2 separate regions of the Mus musculus genome follow, and region 2 is linked to region 1. A link is a loop called in an ENCODE intact Hi-C map of the cell type or tissue named here. Cell type or tissue: heart. All regions are shown on one strand. Links, peaks and the distances in the headings refer to the core of each region. The heading gives the core; the rest is flanking DNA.

The links. Hi-C counts contacts between places; a loop is a spot of excess contacts. Peaks named below come from ENCODE experiments on the same cell type or tissue, not always from the same donor. Only the 100,000 strongest peaks of a DNase experiment are listed, where the experiment ranks them.
Region 2: a loop joins it to region 1, with 6 times the contacts of the local background. A loop is called at or near these places in 3 of 42 quality-filtered maps.

Annotation. Positions count from the first base shown.
Region 1 is chr11:120,794,575-120,804,917 of GRCm38, reverse strand. It overlaps Dus1l (dihydrouridine synthase 1-like (S. cerevisiae)), which reads left to right and starts at 8,523. Exons shown (of 14, transcript NM_026824.4): 1 at 8,523-8,775; 2 at 9,195-9,441; 3 at 9,907-10,015. The coding sequence starts at 9,205. In heart, for the core only: a CTCF peak has its summit at 4,725 (motif pointing right); DNase peaks (open chromatin) are centred at 4,447 and 4,697; H3K4me3 peaks cover 460 bases; H3K27ac peaks cover 1,454 bases.
Region 2 is chr11:120,900,726-120,911,068 of GRCm38, reverse strand. It overlaps Ccdc57 (coiled-coil domain containing 57), which reads left to right. Exons shown (of 19, transcript NM_027745.1): 4 at 6,984-7,085; 5 at 7,389-7,546; 6 at 7,679-7,753; 7 at 8,994-9,194. Among named protein-coding and RNA genes, the nearest start is that of A430102A20Rik, 27 kb to the left of the region's middle. In heart, for the core only: a CTCF peak has its summit at 5,509 (motif pointing right); DNase peaks (open chromatin) are centred at 5,408 and 7,748; H3K27ac peaks cover 910 bases.

The DNA of each region.
Region 1 (10,343 bases), core at 1,738-6,737:
AGCTCTGATGGGCACCTGAGAGTCTAAGGCAAGATGGCTACTAGTTGCATCCCAGCTGCCTGCAAGGTTTCATCATCTTAAAATCATTTATTCACCAAGAACCAGAAAAAAATCTTGAATGGGGAAGACAAAAATAAGCATCGGTTAATGCTCTTTGAGAAACTGGAAGCAGTCAATGGGCTTGAATGTAGCTCAGGGTAGAATGCTCATCTACTATTCAAGAGGCCCTAGGTTTCATCTCCTCGATCAGAAAACACGGAGGAAGGGAGGGGGGAGGGAGGGGAAAGAGAGGAGAAAGGAAAGGATGTAAACTGGGTCATTGGCATACACCCGTAACCCTAACAAAGAATAAAGCAGTTGGTGCCACACTCTGCAGTGAGCAATAAAGAATATATCTAATAAGCTGGTGAATATGGAAAACCTCAACGCAGAAAGCACTGGCCAGGCAGTGGTGGTGCACACCTCCAATCCCAGCACTTGTGGGGCAGAAGCGGGTGGATCTCTGTGGATTCAGTACAGCCTGGTCTGTAGAGTGAGTTCCAGAGCAGCCAGTTCTGTTAAACAGAAATCCTATCTCAAAAACTCAATAGTAGGCCGGACGTGGTGGCGCATGCCTTTAATCCCAGCACAGGAGGCAGAGGCAGGCGGATTTCTGAGTTCAAGGCCAGCCTGGTCTGCAGAGTGAGTTCCAGGACAGCCAAGGCTATACAGAGAAACTCTGTCTCGAAAAAACGAAAAGCTGAGGCAGGAGGATCAGAAGCTCAGGGGCAATCTAGGTGGCAAAGAAAGAAAGAGCCTTTCCAAAAAAAGAGAGCCTTAAAATATCAGGAAGAAAGTGGAAAAACAGAAAGCATGGATAAATACAGTATTTTCTTCTCTTAGTTCCCCAGCTCAGGTTTAGTGATTGACATAAGAGCTGGGTATGGTGGCCTGCTCCCCACCACTTGGGAGGTGAGGCGGGAAGATCATCTTCCGGTACATAGAGGAGACCCTGTCTCAAAGGAAAATGGGGTAAAAGCAATGATCGAGCATCACACAATTCTGAGTGTACACAGAGGAACGTTTAAGACAGTTTTGGGGGCTGGAGAGATAGCTCAGGAGTTAAGAGCACTGACTGTTCCTCCAGAGGACCTGAGTTTGTTTCCCAGAACCTACCTGGCAGCTCACAACTCCAGTTCCAGGGAATCCCCCACCATCTTCCAACCTCCACAGGCCAACGTATGTCCAGGCAAATACTCATTCACATACAATAAATCCCTTATGTATGTATGTATTTATATAATTTATATAAGTACACCATAGCTGTCTTCAGACACCAGAAAAAGGCATCAGATCCGCCGGGCGTGGTGGCACACGCCTTTAATCCCAGCACTCGGGAGGCAGAGGCAGGCGGATTTCTGAGTTCGAGGCCAGCCTGGTCTACAAAGTGAGCTCCAGGACAGCCAGAGCTATAAAGAGAAACCCTGTCTCGAAAAACCAAAAAAAAAAAAAAAAAAAAAGGCATCAGATCCTATTACAGATGGTGGTGAGCCACCATGTGGTTGCTGGGAATTGAACTAAGGACTAGGAGAGCAGTCAGTGCTCTTAACTGCTAAACCATGTCTCTGACCCCCTAAATCCTTTCTCTTCTCCTCTCTTCTCCTTTCTTCTCTCTTCTCTTCTCTTCTCTTCTCTTCTCTTCTCTTCTCTTCTCTTCTCTTCTCTTCTCTTTTCTGACAGAGACAGTTTAGGTAGAATATATAGAGCAGAAGCACAGAGAGGCAATGGCTCACATGCTTCACTGGATGGGTGAGATGGCCTCAGGGACTGGGTACTTATGTTGGTAATGCAGAGTCCACAGCAGCCACCAAAGAAGTCCCAGACAGATGTGTGGACATGGCTCAGGGCTGCACATTGGCAGCAAGCTGTGCTCCTCTGTGGCCTCTGCTTCAGTTCCTGACTCCAGGTCTCTGAAACCTGCCCTGACGTCCTTTCATAACGGACTGTTATTGGGAGGAATAAGCCAAATAAATCCTTTTATACACACACACACACACACACACACACACACACACACACACACACACACACACACCACTGAGGAGGAGGAGGAGAAAATGCTGACAGACACAAGAATTCAGATATAAAGCCGGGCGTGGTGGTGCACGCCTTTGAGCCCAGCACTCGGGAGGCAGAGGCAGGCGAATTTCTGAGTTCGTTGAGGCCAGCCTGGTCTACAAAGTGAGTTCTAGGACAGCCAGGGCTATACAGAGAAACCCTGTCTTGAAAAACAAAAACAAAAAACAAGAAAGAAAAAGAATTCAGATATAGTGGCACATATCTGTAACCCTAGCACTCATTTGGGTAGAAGGGTAGGAGGAATCGATCAAGAATTCTAGGTTATCCTTGGCTACATAAAGAATTTGAGGCTAGCCTGGCCTACATGAAATCCATTTAAAAGCATATATGATCTGCCATTCTGCTCCTAGGTATATAAATTACCCTCTGCTGGGCGGTGGTGGTACACACCTTTAATCCCAGCACTTGGGAAGCAGAGGCAGGTGGATTTCTGAGTTTGAGGCCAGTCTGGTCTACAAAGTGAGTTCCAGGACAGCCAGGGCTACACAGAGAAACCTTGTCTCGAAAAACCAAAAATAAATAAATAATTTATTCTTCTGTCCACATGAAGATTTGACAAGAACATTCATAGCAACTGTTGGAGAAACCAATCCAGATTCATAAACAGGTGAATGGAGAAACACATTTTAGAATGTTCCATAAAAGTATACTGCTCAGCCATGGAAAGACCAAAAACTTGACACAGTTCCATGTGAATAAAGCCCTACAGAGGTTCACATATAAAGCAACAAACATGTCATGGATGAAGAGAGTTGGAGAAGGGCACAGGGAAACCGGGAGTAGCGATAAACACTTTCATTATCTGACTGTAACAGTTTCACTTGTATATACTGGTATCTATAAACATGTAATTGCCACTTTGTATATATTTTAAAAATATTAATTATGCCTCCATGAAGCTGTTTAAGAAGGGATTTATAAATAAAATAATAGTCAATTAGACCTCGAACCATATAAAACGATGTTCAACCTCTCATTATAAGGGAAATAAAAAATGATAATCACAACCAGGAGGATGGCTCCTTATCTGTCAGGTTGACACAGTTGCAAACATAACCTCAGAGTGCTGTGGAGCTTACAGGGAAACTGGCATAAGCAACCTGACTGGGAGGCGTAGAACAAAGGGTCTCAAGGGGGAGATTTGGCAGCACACAGAAAAATCACCTCTGTGTTTGAACTTCTTGGAAAGTGTCCCAAGTACACTTACATGCACACACACCACACGCATGCACATACATGAACACACATACACAAAGATATACACATTTATACACATGCACACACATATACACACATACACACATGCACATATACCTGCATACACACACATGCATACATGCATGCACACACATATATATGTACATGCACACACATACATGAGCACACACATACACATGTACACACACATGCACATACATACACACGCACACACACATACACACGCATATACACATGTGCATACAAACACACACATTCATTGTAAAACAATGTAAAGTTGAAAAATGTTGGAGATGGCCTACATATCTACTCTATGTGACTGACAGAACAAATGGACTGCGTGTGTCCAAAAGAGAGGCATGAGTACGGAAAGGAGACATGAACTTCAAGTCAACAAATGGGAAAGTCAGGTAAGCTCAGGATGGTGGAGCGCACCTTTAATCCTTGGGTGCCTGAAACAAGAAGACCACCATGAGTTTGAGGCTAGTCTGGGCTACAGAGTAAGTTCCAAGTCAGCCATTGAGAGAGACCCTGTTTGAAAACTCCATGATAACGCCATGTCTGTGTATTAGGAAGGATGGGTGAGAGAGGGAGACATAAGGGGTAGTCCTTAGAGCTGCTGTTGCTGTTGAGATCTTGTTTCTAGGCACAGCAGCACACACCGCCCAAGCACTTTCATCCTAGCTCCTAGGAGGCAGAAACAGGCTGATTTACCAAATTCCAGGCCAGCTAAGGATACATAGTGAGACCCTGTTTCAAAAAGGAAAACTGGAGAAGGGAACAAAGGCACATCTTGGCAGACCCTGAAAACATCTGGGCATCTGTGTGAGTCATACTGAACTATAAGGCCCCACACGCCGGTGGCCAGAGGGGTTCAGAGGGCTGTCCCCAGCAAAGCAGCCTTTTCTGGTGAGAAGTCTCCAGAAAGTTATTGAAAGTCCTGGAACTTGTTCTGAGGACTCTCAGCCAAAGGAGAAACAGCGTTCAGGAAAATCTACCAAATCCTGCCAGGAAGGGAGTGAGTTGGGGCACTTGCCTTGACCCATCCCTCCTCTCTGCCCACGTGATGCAAGCTCCACTCTAGATGGGTGCAGCTAAGGACAAGCCCCTCCTCCAGGGCACAGACTATCAAAGGCTCACCACCCAGCTCTGCCTTAAATCATCTGCCAGGATCCTTTCTCACTAAGTGCCCTCTGGATGTTGGAAGTTCAGCTCTGGGGAGGCAAGAAGAGGAACCCAGCCTCAGCGTCTTTACCCAGCCTTAAAGTAAGACACTGAGTCCCTGCCAAGAGAGATGAGTGGAAATCACAGGCTGCCCCTTCCCGGTCACCAGTTATTGACGCTGGGGTGGCCTGTGCTGCCTCAGCTAACAAACAGTGCTGGAAGGCTCCACTAGGGGGCAGACCAACCTAAGAGCCGAGAACGCCCTTGCTCAGCCAAGGGATCTCAGAAAACAAAGCAGCACTCCAGGCAAAACTCTGTCGACAATGGAAACTTAGGCTGTTGCATAGACAAAAGAAGCGTAGGGGGGGAAAGTAAGAAAGGTCCGGGGATGTGACTGAGCTGGTAGAGCGATTGCCCAATACATTCAAGCCTTGAGTTTGATTTCCAGCACAGCGTAAATGAAGTACTTGGCAGGTGGGGACACCCAAGGAATAGGAATTCAAGTTTATCTTCAGATCCTCAGCTAGAAACCTAGTTCAAGGCCAACCTGGGTTAGAGACCCCGTTAAGGAAAATAAAAAAAGGAATGGCTGAAATATTTCTGAAAAAAAAATTTATGGATGAAAGAAGTTCAGCAAACTCAAAGAGTAAGAACACCAAGAAAACCAGCCAGAGCTGAAGTGTGGTGGCATGTTTGCAGTCTCAACACTCAGGAGGATGGAGAGTTCCAGGCTGGCTGGAACTACAAGTGTGTGTAACCAAGTCCAGCTGTTGTCTCCTTGTCTTTTCTTTCTTTGTTTGCTTTTGTTTTCTTTCTTCCCTTCTTCTTAGTTTTTTGGTTTCAGAGATTTATAAACAAGGGAAACTGAGACTATTGATCTCGCAGATCTATAAAGACAGAGATATTTTTGGCTGGGCAGTGGTGGCCCACACTCTTTTTTTTTTTTTTTTTTTTTTTTTAATGTACGTACACTGTAGCTGTCCTCAGACACTCCAGAAGAGGGAGTCAGATCTCGTTACAGATGGTTGTGAGCCACCATGTGGTTGCTGGGATTTGAACTCCTGACCTTCGGAAGAGCAGTCGGGTGCCCTTACCCACTGAGCCATCTCACCAGCCCGGCCCATGCTTTTAATCCCAGCATTTGGGAGGCAGAGGCAGGTGGGTTTCTGAGTTTGAGCCAGCCTGGTCTACAGACTGAGTTCCAGGACAGCCAGGGCAACACAGAGAAACCCTGTCCTGTCTCAAAAAAAAACAAGGAGGAGGAGGAAGAAGAAGAAGAAGAAGAAGAAGAAGAAGAAGAAGAAGAAGAAGAAGAAGAAGAAGAAGAAGAAGAAGAAGAAGAGGAGGAGGAGGAGGAGGAGGAGGAGGAGGAGGAGGAGGAGGAGGAGGAGGAGGAGGAGGAGGAGGAGGAGGAGGAGGAGGGAAGGGGGAAGGAGAAGGAGAAGGAGAAGGAGAAGGAGAAGGAGAAGGAGAAGGAGAAGGAGAAGGAGAAGGAGAAGGAGAAGGAGAAGAAGAAGAAGAAGAAGAAGAAGAAGAAGAAGAAGAAGAAGAAGAAGAAGAAGAAGAAGAAGAAACTTTAGCTCAAGGGGCAATTGTACCAGGTAGAAGCTCAGATCTATAGACAAGATCAAGAGTGCCAGAACTGCTATCCTTGGGGTTCAAGAATCACCGCACAAACCATGTGAACACTGACTTCAGTTAAGCAAGAATAGTTTATTGAATGCACACCCAGAAACTGGTCAGAGCAAGGACATAGCTCAGAATTATCTGAACAATGACAATGGGCATATTTTTCTGTCATCTTATAAGGGGAAAAAAAAAACCACAGTGAATTCACACACAGGTGCAGGAAGTTCTTACTTAAGATATTTTAGACATAGCAATTCCTATTGACCTTTGATTTGATAGGTCTTACACAAAGCTTCGTGGAATTCTTAAGATTAGCAAACCACATACAGAACATTCAGAACAAAGCAGGATATGTGGTCAGCATGTTCTCCGTCTACGCCAAGTCACTTCTCTGTGTCAATGACTGAGAGGCATGTTACAGCAACAATATGAAATAGCTGGCAGACATGGGACAGACTGGCTACAGCTGTCCTGAGGTGTCAGACCATAACACTGTAAGTGGATAAATGTAAGGGGCATACTTTTTTTGTGTGTGTGTTGCTTTTTTGAGACAGGGTTTCTTTGTGTACCCCAGACTGTCCTGGAACTCACTCTGTAAACCAGGCTGTCCGTGAACTCAGAGATCCGCCTGCCAGGGACCTGGAGGGATTCAAGGTGTGCACCATCATGTCATGTCCGGCTGTGGGTCATGTCCGCTTGTGGCTGTGCAGTTTCTTCTTTCATTTTCTTTGTTTTTTTAAAAAATTAATTAGTTTATATATATATATATATATATATGTATGAATATATATATATACATATATATATATATGGTGGGTCTTTTGGTTGGTTGGTTGGTTTTTGGTTTTTTGAGACAGGGTTTCTCTGTATAGCCTTGGCTGTCCTGGAGCTCACTCTGTAGACTAGGCTGGCCTCGAACTCAGAGTTCTGCCTCCCTAGTGCTGGGATTAAAGGCGTGCACCACCATGCCCGGCTTGTATATGGTGTTTTATCGGTATGTATGTCTGCACACAAGAGGGCATTGGGAGCCTGTCTCGAAACCCCCCCCCCCCAAAAAAAAGAAGAGGGCATTGGAAACCATAAGACTATAGTTACAGACAGTTGTAAGCTGCCTTGTGGGTGTTGGGAACTGACCTCAGGACCTCTGGAAGAGCAACTAGTACTCTTAACCTCAGAGCCATCTCTCCTGCCCCTCTTATTTACTTTATTTATTTTTTATTTTATTTTTCGAGATAAGGTTTCTTTGTGTAGCCCTGGCTATCCTGAATTAGCTCTGATCTAAATCAGGCTGGCCTCCAACTCACAGAGCTGCTCCTGCCTCTGCCTCCTGAGTGCTGGGATCAAAGGTGTGGTGTCACCACCCAGCTTCCTGTCATTTCCTTACAAGGCAGAAAATTAAAGTATCATAAATGGCTTGAGTAATGCATATATATTACATTATATCATTATACCGTTATACATGTATCATTATACATACATATATCATTATAAAGTATGTATCAGCAATTGTTCCAAGGCTGGAGAGCAGGACTCAATGGTTTGTGGAGTTGGAAGTCTGACCACAGAGGGAAAGGCTGGAAGCATGTGAGTTGCACGATACAAACTCTGGATTCTGAAAACTCGAGGTGCATGGAAGCAGTGTAGAAGGATTAAAGAGTGGTCAAACAACTCAGACATGGCGGTTCAGGCCTTGAATTCTGTGTTGGGAGGCAGAGTCTGGTAGATCTCTCTCAGTGAAATACATCACTACTATTAAAACAGTAACAGTTTACGGCCATAGTTTGGTTTCCTGTTTAAAATACCCTGACAAAAAGAACTTAGGAGAGAACTTTTTTTATTTTTGTTTTTGAGAGCTGGGGAGGGTTTCTCTGTATAGCCCTGGCTGTCCTGGAACTCACTCTGTAGACCGGGCTGGCCTCGAACTCAGAAATCTGCCAGGCCTCTGCCTCCTAAGTGCTGGGATTAAAGGCATGAGCCACCACTGCCCGGCCCCATATCTCTTTATGCATGTTCCTTCCCTCTAGCAAGCGACTCATTACTCGACAAAGGCCTGGCCTGCTGTAGCCTTTTCTACCCAGGATCTGAAGTAATAATTCTTTATCTCGTTTCCTATTGTGGTGGTGTACTAAATTTACGTCTTGTGTCTGCAGAACCAAGGGCTGCTCCTGGATTGCGGAGGTGGGTTGGGGGATAGAGGTGGGAGGAAAGGCCTCCGAGTGCCAATTGTCTGGAAGGGACAGCGTGACCCCGGGCATGCGCAGTCTGTTCTTGCTCAACTCTCTCGTTTCCACAAGGCCGGTCCCTTCAGCGCTGAGCTGCAGTTTCCGAGGACTTTATTTTTTGCTGCACCGCAGACGGTGCGGAGCGCCTGGCAGTACGCTTCCGGCTCCGGCACTTCCGGCGGCGTTGCGCTGAGTCTGAGCCACGGCGCTTGGCGGCTCCCGCCGCCTTCGTGCGGGTCCTGCTGGCGGCGCCGCGGGTCAGGCAGAGGCTACGGGGCCTTGTGTGCCCCTTTCTTTGGAGCGTGCCCGCAGTCACAGACCTTCATCGAGCCCTGGCCAACTCCGACGGTGCGGGAAGTAGTCCTAGTTCAAGCCCCGTGGACGTCCGGTGGCGGTCTCGGGCCCCAGCCAGCCCAGGGGTTAGGTAGGGGCAGCTCAGGGGGCTCTGGGCCCGACCAGGAAAGGAGCCGTGGAGGCTGACGTGCTCGCTACTCTCCCAACCCAAGATCCGAGGCGGCGTCAGGCCTCGTGCAGCCGGGTGGTCTCAGCTGTGCAGGTCCCACAGACCTGTTCATCCTCCACACCCGCTGCACCAGGCTGGCGTTTAAGGGGAGAAGGTCCAGAGAGGGTGAGTGGTATGTCAGGGTCACTGCCAGAAAGGTGGAGGGAGGGCACCTCAACCCTGTGCCTACGGATACCTCTCTTGTTTTCACCGTGTTCTTGGGAGAGCCGACAGCAAAAGCTGACGAGAGCGGTCAGCTCCTGGAGTTGAACTTCGTACCCTCCTGGGGTATGATGGTATACCATGGCTGAAATGAGCGCTTGTTCCTCTTCTGCCCTTAGTGTGGAGAGGATGCCCAAACTGCAGGGTTTTGAGTTTTGGAGCCGCACCTTGGGGGGTGCCCGACATGTGGTGGCACCCATGGTGGACCAGAGTGAGCTAGCTTGGAGACTTCTGAGCCGCCGCCATGGAGCCCAGCTATGCTACACCCCTATGCTACATGCCCAGGTCTTCGTTAGAGATGCTAACTACCGCAAAGAGAACTTGTATTGTGATGTGTGCCCCGAGGACAGGCCTCTCATTGTGCAGGTGAGCTGAGGGACTGGGTAGCACCTAAGCTCCAGACCCTGTATATAAGGACAGCATTCCCAAGCTGTCCCTGTCATATACATATAACCCAGGAGAAGGGTCGGGGTCCCTGAAGTCCTGCATGACACATGCTGCTGAGTGGGCATCCCCAGAACTGGGAACTAGCCAGAGTCCCGGTGAAGGGGCAGCTTGGAGGACGTGAGGAGTGTAGCACCAGTGTCACCTTGATCCTTCTCCGTCTCAGTACCCTCCTGTCGAGAACCAACAGTTCTTTACAAGTCTGTGCCAGTGGCTTCTGTTACATGTCATTATAGCTCATATTCCTAGTGGTTGTCATATTGTCAATGTCGGTGGAAAGACCATAGCTCACTGAGTCACCATGGGATTCCTCACAGGGCTGGGTGGCCTAGGCAGGGAGAGTCCTAGGCCTGGGCTGACCGAGGGTGGCATTCGTGTCTTCTTCAGTTCTGTGCCAATGACCCAGAGGTGTTTGTCCAGGCGGCTCTCCTAGCACAAGATTACTGTGATGCCATTGACCTGAACTTGGGCTGCCCACAGATGATAGCCAAGAGAGGTGAGGTCATTGCTCCAGTCCTGTGTTGACACCTGTCCAGGCCAATACTAGGCCCACTAGGCCTCCAAATAAGGGGTCCAGGCCTGTTCCAGTGGAGCCTGGGTATTGGTGCACATGGGGAGAGTTAATCCCTGCCTCTGACTGTGGTGGCACCTGTAGCCAGCAAGCAGCCCTTTTTCTGAACTTAACATCCTGAAGAGTCCTCAGGTGTTTGACTGGGGACCAGACTCTGCTGGCCACATAGGTATCCTTCTGATAACTGTGACCAGCTGGTGTGGGTCCCTGGCTCTAATCCCACAATTCAGGCTCACTGGGCCCCCAAGCACCC
Region 2 (10,343 bases), core at 2,757-7,756, 110 kb before region 1:
TAAAATTTAAAACTCTTAATAATAAAAGTATGATTTAAATAATGCACAGGGGGTATAATTTTTCCCCTTTTTTGTTTTTAAGAAGATAGAGTTTTAAAGTTTTATAATACCTTGTCTTTGAGAATTAAAAAATTTTTGACAAAACCACTTAAATACTGGACTGTTATAGTAGGTTTTAATATAACATGGACAGTGACTAATTACACTTTCAATTGTTTCTCTTGAAGAGAGATTGTAACTAGAATGTTTGAAAAGTTATTATAGTCACGTGTGTATAATTTATATATTTATTAATCAGAAATAAGAGAAAGTCTTTAAGTTGTCTCTGTAAATAACTATCTTCTAGGGAAAACCAGTTTGATCAGTAAGTCTAAAACCCAAATAATTATAAGGATCCTGAGTTTGTATCTTTTCAGGAGCTCTCTGTAATCCTTATCAGTTAAAGCTTTATGTAAACCTCTATAACACAAAAGCAGATCCTGGGGGTCTCTTCCAGGCAACCTAGGATAATTCCTTAACTGTCTAAAAACAGTCTTCTTAAAGGAACAGTATTTTTTTCTTATAAGTTGCATAAGCAATTGCAAGCTAGAGAATTAATATTGACTATTAACATACAACTTAAAGTTTGACTGTTCAACATTTTTAAACACCATCTTAGCACACAATTTAATTATCTGTGCTGAAACAGGAGGAAACTCAAAAGAATAATCATGTGATTTAAATCACATATACTTTTCTCTTATTTAAAGGCTATTTTTTAAACACAGTAAATGGGATGCATGCATGCATGAATTTTAGAAGATATACAAGCATGCATGAAATAATTTTTAAACTATATTAGGATAATGATTATCAATTTTACTTTATATGATGGTATGTTTAGAACAACATCTGGCTAGGTCTGTAATAAGGCTCTAAGAAGTGCCATACAAGCCGCGCTGAGGCTGCTCCCCTCTGAGCTCAGCTTTAACCCAAATGCAAACCTTTTTTAATCTAAACACTCTGCCAGAATCTTGGCTCAAAGACTATCTCTATGTAGAAGTATCCTTAAAGACCTGTTTTCTTGTGTTTGTTCAAGTTGTTTAGAAAGATTCTAACCTTGAGTTCCCAATTTTAAGCTAACTTTCTGTTACAAGCAAAAGGCTGCCTGCCCCTTTAAGAGCTCCGTTTGCAATCGGGCCCTCAGCAAGGCTTTTTCAGCTGTACTTGGCTCCCAGCCACAGTGTAGCTAACTTATCAACTTGTGCTGTGTAATTTTGAAACTGCTTTTTAAACAAGTTTTAACCATTTATATTTTTCAACATGAAACACAGAACAATAATCATTTAAACAACATAACAAAAACAAACATGACAGACATATGGACAATTTGTTTTGATGCATCAAAAACAGACAATAGACAGACAGGGAATAGAACTTGGTGTCTCAAAGGGACACAGATATACTAACCAGAGCTAAGAATATCTCTATAGGAGGCAGAGAGAAAACGGGACGTCTCCCACTTTCCCTCTGTCTCTAGGAGAGCTCTGAAATAGCTTATTTTCATTTTTTCTCTTTTTTGCTAAAAGATCTCAAACAGGGGATAACTGCTTTTCTAAAACTTATTTTCTTTCTCTCATGTTCAGAGTCTACTTCCTTATCTCCTTCTTCTGGGAATACTTCCAGAGAAGGGAGAGGAGGTACAATGGCTGCTTTTGATAGTTACTTTTCAATAAGAAAAAAACAGTTGTAGGGACTGCATCGGGACAGAAAAGACAGTTGCAGGGACCACATCGGGACCCTCATTAGCTAGTTTATCATTTAAATCTCTACCTACCTTTCACCATTTTTTACAACGTATCTCTGCTTCATCTATAATAAACCATGGACATACCTGGTCTATGAAAAAAAAAAAAGTCTATCTAATCTTGTTTTTTAACTCGTACTCTTCTTTCTCTGAGAGCTATCTTGAAACCTTTGATGAAGGCTACCTCTTTAGATAGCTTATGTCCCATAACCTGAAGTGGAGATGACTCAACTCACCAAGGACTTCTCGCTCTTCCGTGAGCAGCGGAAGGTGTCCTTCACTACTTTTAAATTCTTGGGGTCGCGACGAACTTCTCTGGAACCTCCACTGATTAGGAATTACGATCCGGACCTCGCCCCACGTTGGGCGCCACTTATCCCGTCCCGCGGGACTCAGTTATTCGTGGGTGCGAGGGGGACCGCAAACCTGGAAGGAAATGGGAGTAAAAGAAAGAAGAGTCGGAGGACCAAGTAGATTGAACCTATCAAGGTCTCGTTTATTAGGCTGAGGTGCCTTCTTTTTAAAGCATACATCGCGGGGAATATGGGAGGGGTCGAGGGAGAATTATACAAAGAACAAAGAAGTGGGCATCTGCTGACATGGGGGCCGAAGTCAGGCGCCAGGCAGCGGGCACTCTGGATCTTATCTCTGGAACATCGATCCTCCTTGACAGCCTTGGGGGTCAGGCTAGGCTCAGGCGTAACTCATGTCCTTGGATGGCATGGGAACTCAGGAAGAGATAGGGAAGAGGGGACTATAATTCAGCTTTTACAGCCTCAGGTGCCAGGAAAGGAATAGGGAGGAAAGGGGGGTGACAACCAGCTCTCAGTACAAGGCCATTTGGCCTGCTAGGGAGATTGTGAAGGGCTCACTTTCTCACGGGATGGTCTCTGACAGAGAGTTGCTTTCATCAGATTGGCCAATGGCACGTGTGGGACATTGTCTTGATTGCTAGTTAACGAGGGCCCCAGCTCACTGTGGGCAGTGCCAGCCTTGGGCAGGTGATCCTGGGCTGTAGAAGAAAGAGCAGTCCAGGGGAAGCCAACAAGTCAACAAGCAGCATTTCTCCATGGTGTCTGCTTCTTCCTGTGTTGGCTTCTTAATGATGGACTGTATAGAACCTCTTACTGAGCGAGCCCTTGCTCCCCAAGCTGGTTTTGATCAAGTGTTTTATCACAGTAACAGAAGCAAGCGAGGACAGTGTGACAGACCAATGTGAGGCCCTCATGTGGAAAAGTCAAGATCCCTGTGAGCTAAACTGCAGAATGGATCTGGGAGCCAATAAAAGCCTCAGGTAGGATAGTGCAGATATATTTCAGCCTTGCCAGCCAAAAGCAAGACTACTACTACTGGACCTTATGGACAGAGGAAGAGACATTTACCATCTCAGTAGCTGTATCCAGGTGTGTGAATATGTACTTCTAGGGACTGAAGAGATGATGGCTCAGCAGTTAAGAGCACTGGCTGTTCTTCCAGGGGAGCTGAGTTCAGTTCCCAGCACCCACAGAGCAGCTCACAATTGTCTGTAACTCCAGTTCCAGAGGATCTGACACACTGAGAAGAGCAGTTCTCAAGACAGAACCTCTTATAAACCTGCCGTGGGTCCGCAAGTCCCAGCACACATAGACCCATGCTTTGATCCCTGTGACCTTTGAGGTAGTCACATAGCCTGGTGGCCAAGACACAGGTTAAACTTCCTCTCTCCTTATAAGGTCATCACCTGGAACTCCTCCTTTTGCAAATAAGGCATTTCCAGTACCCTGGCCCAGTTCATCCCCCAGCCCCTACTCACCCCCCAAAGGCCTAAATAACCTTTGTTTCCCCTAATTAAACGAGCTTCTAGATGACTTTAGATGCCTTTAATCCCAGCACTCAGGAGGCAGAGGCAGACGGATTTCTGAATTCGAGGCCAGCCTGGTCTACAAAGTGAGTTCCAGGACAGCCAGGGCTACACAGAGAAACCCTGTCTGGGGGGTGGGAGGAGAAGCCTGCCTCCCAAGAACTCTTTTTTCCTGCTCACCCTACCCATCGCCTGAGGTCTCTATCACCTCCTGCCGTTCCCACCTAGCTTTCCCTGTCAGGGCATCTATCTGGGTCTGATGAGCGGTCGATCGTGCCTTTAAGAGAATGCGGAGTGGAGTGGGAATGACCAGTTTGACTTCGGAAACAGCCAAGAGTCTTGCACATTGAGCCAAAGCCTGGAAATAATGTAGTCAAGAAAAGATTAATTGTACCAGATGTGGTGGTTCAAAGTAGCAAGAAATCTTAATAAATACTTGGGAGGCTGAGGCAGGGGAATCACTGTGAGTTTAAGGCCAACTTGGCCTACAAAATGAGAACCTGTCTAAAAAGTTAGCAGCAACACAACCACCAAAAACAACTCAGCAACTGTTGTGTCTAAGAAATGACACTCTCGCAGTGGTACCAAAGTCACCAAGGGAGCTTCAAGAGAGTCTCTAGCTGGGAAAGGCGGCTGAGTGATTAGTTTGTGCAGACTCAGTGGAGCACACTCAGGTGTCCCTAGCCCTATCTCTGGAAGCACCAAGCCTTACATGCTACTGTGCCAGCTCTGCCGCAGGAGGCTAGGGAAAGGTCTGCCCCTGGTGGGTTGGAATAGCCAGCCTGAGGCAGCCTTCTGCAGCCCGGGGCAGTCTGCCTATAGCAGCCTGATCTGGCCTGGAACAGTCTTGGCCTTCTGGGTAGTTGTGAGCAGAGAGTTGTGTTAACACAGAATCTTAAAGACCAACAACTCTTTTGCTCAATTGCTCTTTTCTGTTGTTGGGCCAGAATCTCACATGTTGGTCACCCTTGTAAATAGAACCAATTCAATGAAATAATGATTTTTCTCTTATAAGTTGAGGCAAGTTTATAACTAGTAACTGACTGGTCAGTTATCACGTACTGTGAACCAGAGAAAATCCTTTTTCTTATTGGATAGTCACAGGCTCACAAGACATTGGAGGAAATTTACCCACTCATTTCAGAAATGTTTCTGAATGCATGCTGCATGCTGGTAGCTCTTCAGGCTTGGGATTGCGCACGGATCCCTGTCATTCCTGTCATACCTGTCATGCCTGTCAGTCATACCTGCCATGCTTGCCCTTATAGAGGGAAGAACACCTTGAGACAGTTAACTGCCTATAGATGTGATGAGACGGGAGGGTCAGGAGTCAAGTACAGTGAGTGGGCAAGAGGAGCCACAGACGTTGGTGAGGGTGCAGAAGAGAGTTCAGGAGGAGGAAGACAAGAACCTGCCCATGTGCTCGGAGATACCTAGAAGATAGAGTTCAAGTTCAGAGGACGAATGTCCAAAGTGGAGCTCGGCCTTCAGAGCCTTTAAAGACTTTGGCACCATGGGAAACTGTTGAGTGTTTGTGTAGAGCAGTGACATACATGATTGCGGACTTACTGGGCCAGGCATGGGAGAAGTAGCCAGCAGGCTGATGGGGTAGTAGGCCCCTGCAGATATGAGCATGCCCAGAAGGGGAGCCAGTGGGGACATCTGACCCTGAGCTCTGATGGGCCTGATGGAAGAGGCAGGTGCCACAGAGGATGACTGCCAGTTGTTGAGACAAAGAATGTGTGCAAGGAGACAGAGTGACAGACTGTTGTGTGAGGTCCCATGGTTTATCCAGAGACACGGTCCCCAGAACATTGACAAGAGCACAGTGGAGACAGGTCATGGCTGCCTGTCACACTGTCCAGCAAGACCAGAAGGTGGCAGCACAGGCTTGACTTAGCATGGAACTCTGCTCTCTGGTGGCCACAACCTGCAGAACTTCCTCTGTGGATTTTGTTCAGAAAAAACTGTTTCAAATTCTGTGGATTTGTTGCTGTTTGGTTAGTTGGTTGCTTTGGTTTTGTCCTTTGAGACAGATTCCTAACATGTAGCCAAGGCTGCCCAGAACTTGAGGGGATCTTCTCTATCTTTGCCTCCCAGGTTCTCTGTTTACAGGTAGGTTCTACTAACTCACCATCCTTCTCTCCTCTCCCCTCCCCTCCTCTCCTCTCCCCTCCCTTCCCCTCTCCCCTCCCTTCTCCTCTCTTCTCCTTTCCTTTCCTTTTTCCCTCCCTCCCTCCCTCCCTCCCTCCCTCCCTCCCTTCCTTCCTTTCTTTCTTCTTTCCTTCCTTTTGTCTTTCATTTGTCCCTATGCTTGGAATAGAACCCAAGGCACCACACATAACAGGCAAGCATTCAGCCATGATTTTATAATTATAGTAATGATTTTAATATTCTAATTCCAATAAGGGTCACTCACGTGACTATATATTTCACATTTACCTTTCAAGGGATTGAAAAAGTGAAATATAACTTCTAGTTGTGCTTTCTGCAGTTTCCTGAGCCAGAAAGTGAGACCTGTTGCTGCAGAACTCACACAGTGCACCTGTCTACCAGGGCTGGATGGTGCTTCATGGGGTAAGGGTGGGGACAACTCCCTCAGAGCTGCATCTGTCCTCCCTCAGTCTGTCCTTCAGGGCTGGAGTCTGGTGGAGGGCAGGGCAGGGCAGGGCCCAGGACTAGGGCTGGCATATGTGCCTGAGCACTCAGTCCTTCCAGGGGCTCTGGCTCTGTGCTGATCAAAAATGAGATTAAGTACCTGGCCCCAGAAATATAGAAATTAGGTTTTTTGGCTTGCTAGTAACTGGAGGATCCAAACTCTCGTATCAACCGAGGACCCCGTGGCAGACCTCATCATGTCAGAAATGAGAAGGAAGTTTGCAGAAGGGAATATATGCTAGCCTGACAGCAATGGCTGCAACCTGGGTGCTCACCGAACTGCAAGAGTTACAGTCATCCCTCAGAGAGAGGCTTCTTAAAATGGTTTCATCTATGACCCCATTTTACCTGAGAATTTTTGTTGTTCTGTCGTTGGTTGGTTGGTTGGTTTTGTTTGTTTTTCGAGACAGGGTTTCTCTGTGTAGCCTTGGCTGTCCTAGAACTCACTCTGTAGACCAGGCTGGCCTCAAACTCAGAAATCCGCTTGCCTCTGCCTCCTGAGTGCTGGGATTAAAAGCGTGTATAGATGTACAGATATTGAAGAGTGGTGGTAGGGAAATAGAGGTAAGCAGTTTATCTGTAGAACAGAAAACTTTGTTTGTAGTATAAAACCGTGATTCACACTGTGTGTCAGTCTCACACCTAAGCTGAGGCCTTGGCGGCAGCCACTCTCCTTCACTCCTGGCTCTTTTGTCCCAGGAGCTGCTGCTGGAGTTTGAATCTAAAATGCAGAGAAGAGAGCATGAGTTCCAGCTGAGGGCTGACGACATGAGCAACGTAGTCCTGACACATGAGCTCAAGGTAACTGGCTGGCCCTGGGCTTCGAATCACCATTGCAACTTTAATTACCCAGTGCTGCAGAATACCATGCTGTTCCTTTGTTAGTCAGTCAGTCAGTCAGTCAGTCTGTCTGTTTGTTTGTTTGTTTGTTGAGACAGGGTTTCTCTGTGTAGTCCCGTCTATCTTGGAACTCACTCTGTAGACCAGGCTGGCCTTGAACTTAGAGCTCCGCCTGCCTGTGCCTGCCGAGCGCTGGGACCACGCCAGGCTTCACACTGTTCCTTTTACCCATCTCCTCTCCTGGAACTTTTCAATCTTTCTCAGATAAAACTACTAAACAAAGAGCTGCAAGCTCTGAGAGACGCTGGAGCACGGGCAGCAGAGAGTCTGCAGAAGGCAGAAGCAGAACACGTGGAATTAGAGAGGAAGCTGCAGGAGCGTGCCCGGGAACTCCAGGATCTGGAGGCCGTGAAGGACGCTCGGTGCGTAGGTTCTGTTCTCCAGGCATTGTGGCCGTAAGGACTAGATCTGGTGGCGTTGCCTTCCTGGCATCTTTCCGTTCTACTCTTTGATCTCTTACGTAACTGCTCTTTACTGATACGGTTTCTGTTTAGGATAAAGGGCTTGGAGAAGAAGCTTTACTCGGCACAGCTGGCCAAGAAGAAAGCTGAGGAGACTTTCAGGAGGAAGTGCGTATTTCTGCCTGGGTGGTGCCACTGGAAAAGAGTCTAGATCTTGCTTACTGGAGACAAGAGCCCTGTGGCAGGTGGGCGGGCAGCCTGAGCTGGGACGCTGCTGTGGCTGGCACCATGCTCTCCTTCCTCAGAGAGGGTTAGGCATCCGGTGTCTCCAAGCTTAAACTTTTTAAGGACCAAGAGTCCAATTCAGGTCATTGATAAAACACAAACTAAGAATGTTGAAAACTCTGGATTTAGTCTCCAGTGTCTAAAACAGGCTTTTAAAAATATAACCTTAGTTAAATTTTAACTTTTATGGGTAAATGAGATGGCTTTGTGGATAAAGTCACTTGTCACCATAGCTGGTGACCTGAGTTCCATCCCTGGAACCCATGTGGTAAAAGGAGAGAACTGACTCCACACATATGCCTCCATACTAGGTAAATAAGTATTTAAAAATTAAGCGTTAACATTTAGACCTTGGCTGTCTTACTAGCTAGTGTATAAGTTTTAGACGATCGCCTCAAGCTTTGCCATGCTGATGTCCCCCTACTATTGCTGATGTAGACTCTGGATTCTGTCCCTCTGACTGCAGCAGGCTCTTCACGTTGCCAGGTCTGGGACACCCAGGAAGTGGTGGTGTGCTGCCTCAAGGCGGAGCTTCAGCCATGCAGTTAAAGCATTGCTCCTCCCCCCAGTACTGCAGGGTTCGGGAGGTGCTGGGACAGTAAGGAGTCGGTCAACGAGGAGTGGGGCGGGGATGCCAGCTGGAAGCTCAGTGTGGACTCAGCAAGACGCATTTACTCTCTCTTCTAAAGGGAACAGTAACTGTAGCTACCACACACCACACACTCAGGCTGCCCAGTTACACTTGGGAGGGGAAGAAATTTTCTCTTGTGTTTTCTCATGCCACTATTTGTGCAGTACGGACAAACTGATACACTAAGGGAGTGCTCAGGAGTCTGCCCATCTGAGAGGCAGGTGGCATCTGTTTTCCATGGCTGGTCAAGCGTAGGTTGTTAGGAGTGTTTTGTGAATCTGCTTTGGTATCTGTGTGAGCTTTGGGGGCCTCCGAGAGCCCGGCACCTAAGAAGATCTGCTTACATGGGAAGAGCTAGCGCGCCCACAAGTTACTCCTGCAGAGTCAGCCATCTTGTCAGGGACAGCTGTAGTGTAAGAAAAGGATGGCAAACACTTTGGAAGGTTCCAGGGCACTGAGTGAGCCACCGCGGGACCCTCCCCTGTGTTTCAGACATGAAGAGCTTGACCGTCAAGCCAGGGAGAAAGACACAGTGCTGGCGGCAGTGAAGCGCGCCCATGCAGAGGAGCTGCAGACGCTGGACGCCAAGGTGCTGGAGCTTCAGTTCCTCTGTGAAACCCTGGAGGGACAACTGCGCAGGGCTGAGTGCACAAGAGCAGAGGACGCCAAGGAGAAGAACGCCCTTACTGACAAGTGAGCTGCTGCCTCTGGCCGGCCCAGCCCAACAGCCTCGTGTGCCTGTGTCCAAGGCAGAGGCAGATGTGGGCCATTTTAGAATGGAATTTTGCAAGCAGTGGGTAGGGGCTTTCTGCCCACCCCCGACCCCCTGACCCCGCTGCCATTTCTAGTAATGTTTTCTTTTTAATTATATAGTTTTATATTTATGCTTACTTGTGATAAGTGTATTTAACAAAGTTAACCTATTGCCTTCACTTTTTGTTTTTCTGAGACAAAGCCTCATTTGTGCAAACCTGGCCCAGAACTTGTTCTATGACCTTGGATAGCCTCGGATTTATAATCCGTGTGCCTCCACCTCCCAAGTGTTGGGACTGCAAGCATGTGTCACTATAGCTCCCCCCCCCACCCCCCCGCCCCTGGACTTATTTTTCCTGCCTCAACTTCCTAAGTGCTGCTGGGGTTATAGGTATGTAGCACTGGCATCAGGATACGGCAAATGCAGTTTCATCTGTCCGTCTGCAGTGCTCGTCCCATTTGGATCCAGGTGCCACTCCTGCCCCAGTCTCCCAGCAGCCTTCAGTCGGCACTGCCTGTCAGTTTGCTAACTCTAGGAGCAACACACAAATTGGAATCTTCTGGCACTTGCCCTTATATGTCTGGCCTGTCACAGAGAGACTCAAGTTCTCAAGGGTCATCCACATTCATAGGATGACATTTTCTTTTAAACTGTGACTGTGTCAAAATATACACCTCTGGACCTCCAGAAGCCATGGAGGCCTTCTTTGCCAGCTAGCCCAGCATAGTCAGTGAGCCGTAGGTCCCAGGGAGAGCCTTATCTCAAGGCAGATGGCCACTGAGGATCTCGACCCAGGGTTGACCTCTGACCTGTGCAATGCACCCACACCACACATGTCCTCCTTCACACTCTTGCACATGCATACACACAAGAATACCATGCCTAACAAGAGTTAACTATTTTAGTATTGAGCTATGGAGGGCAGTGGCTTGTTAAGTCAAACTTTGTGTCTTTAAGGCTGATATCCCAGTGTGAACAGGCCACAGTCTTTTATCTGCTCTGTACACATGGGTGTTTCTCCTCTGTTCTTAAGAATGACTCTGCTTTAGTGCAGGTAGCAGACGTCCTTTATAGATGTTGCTTTCAAT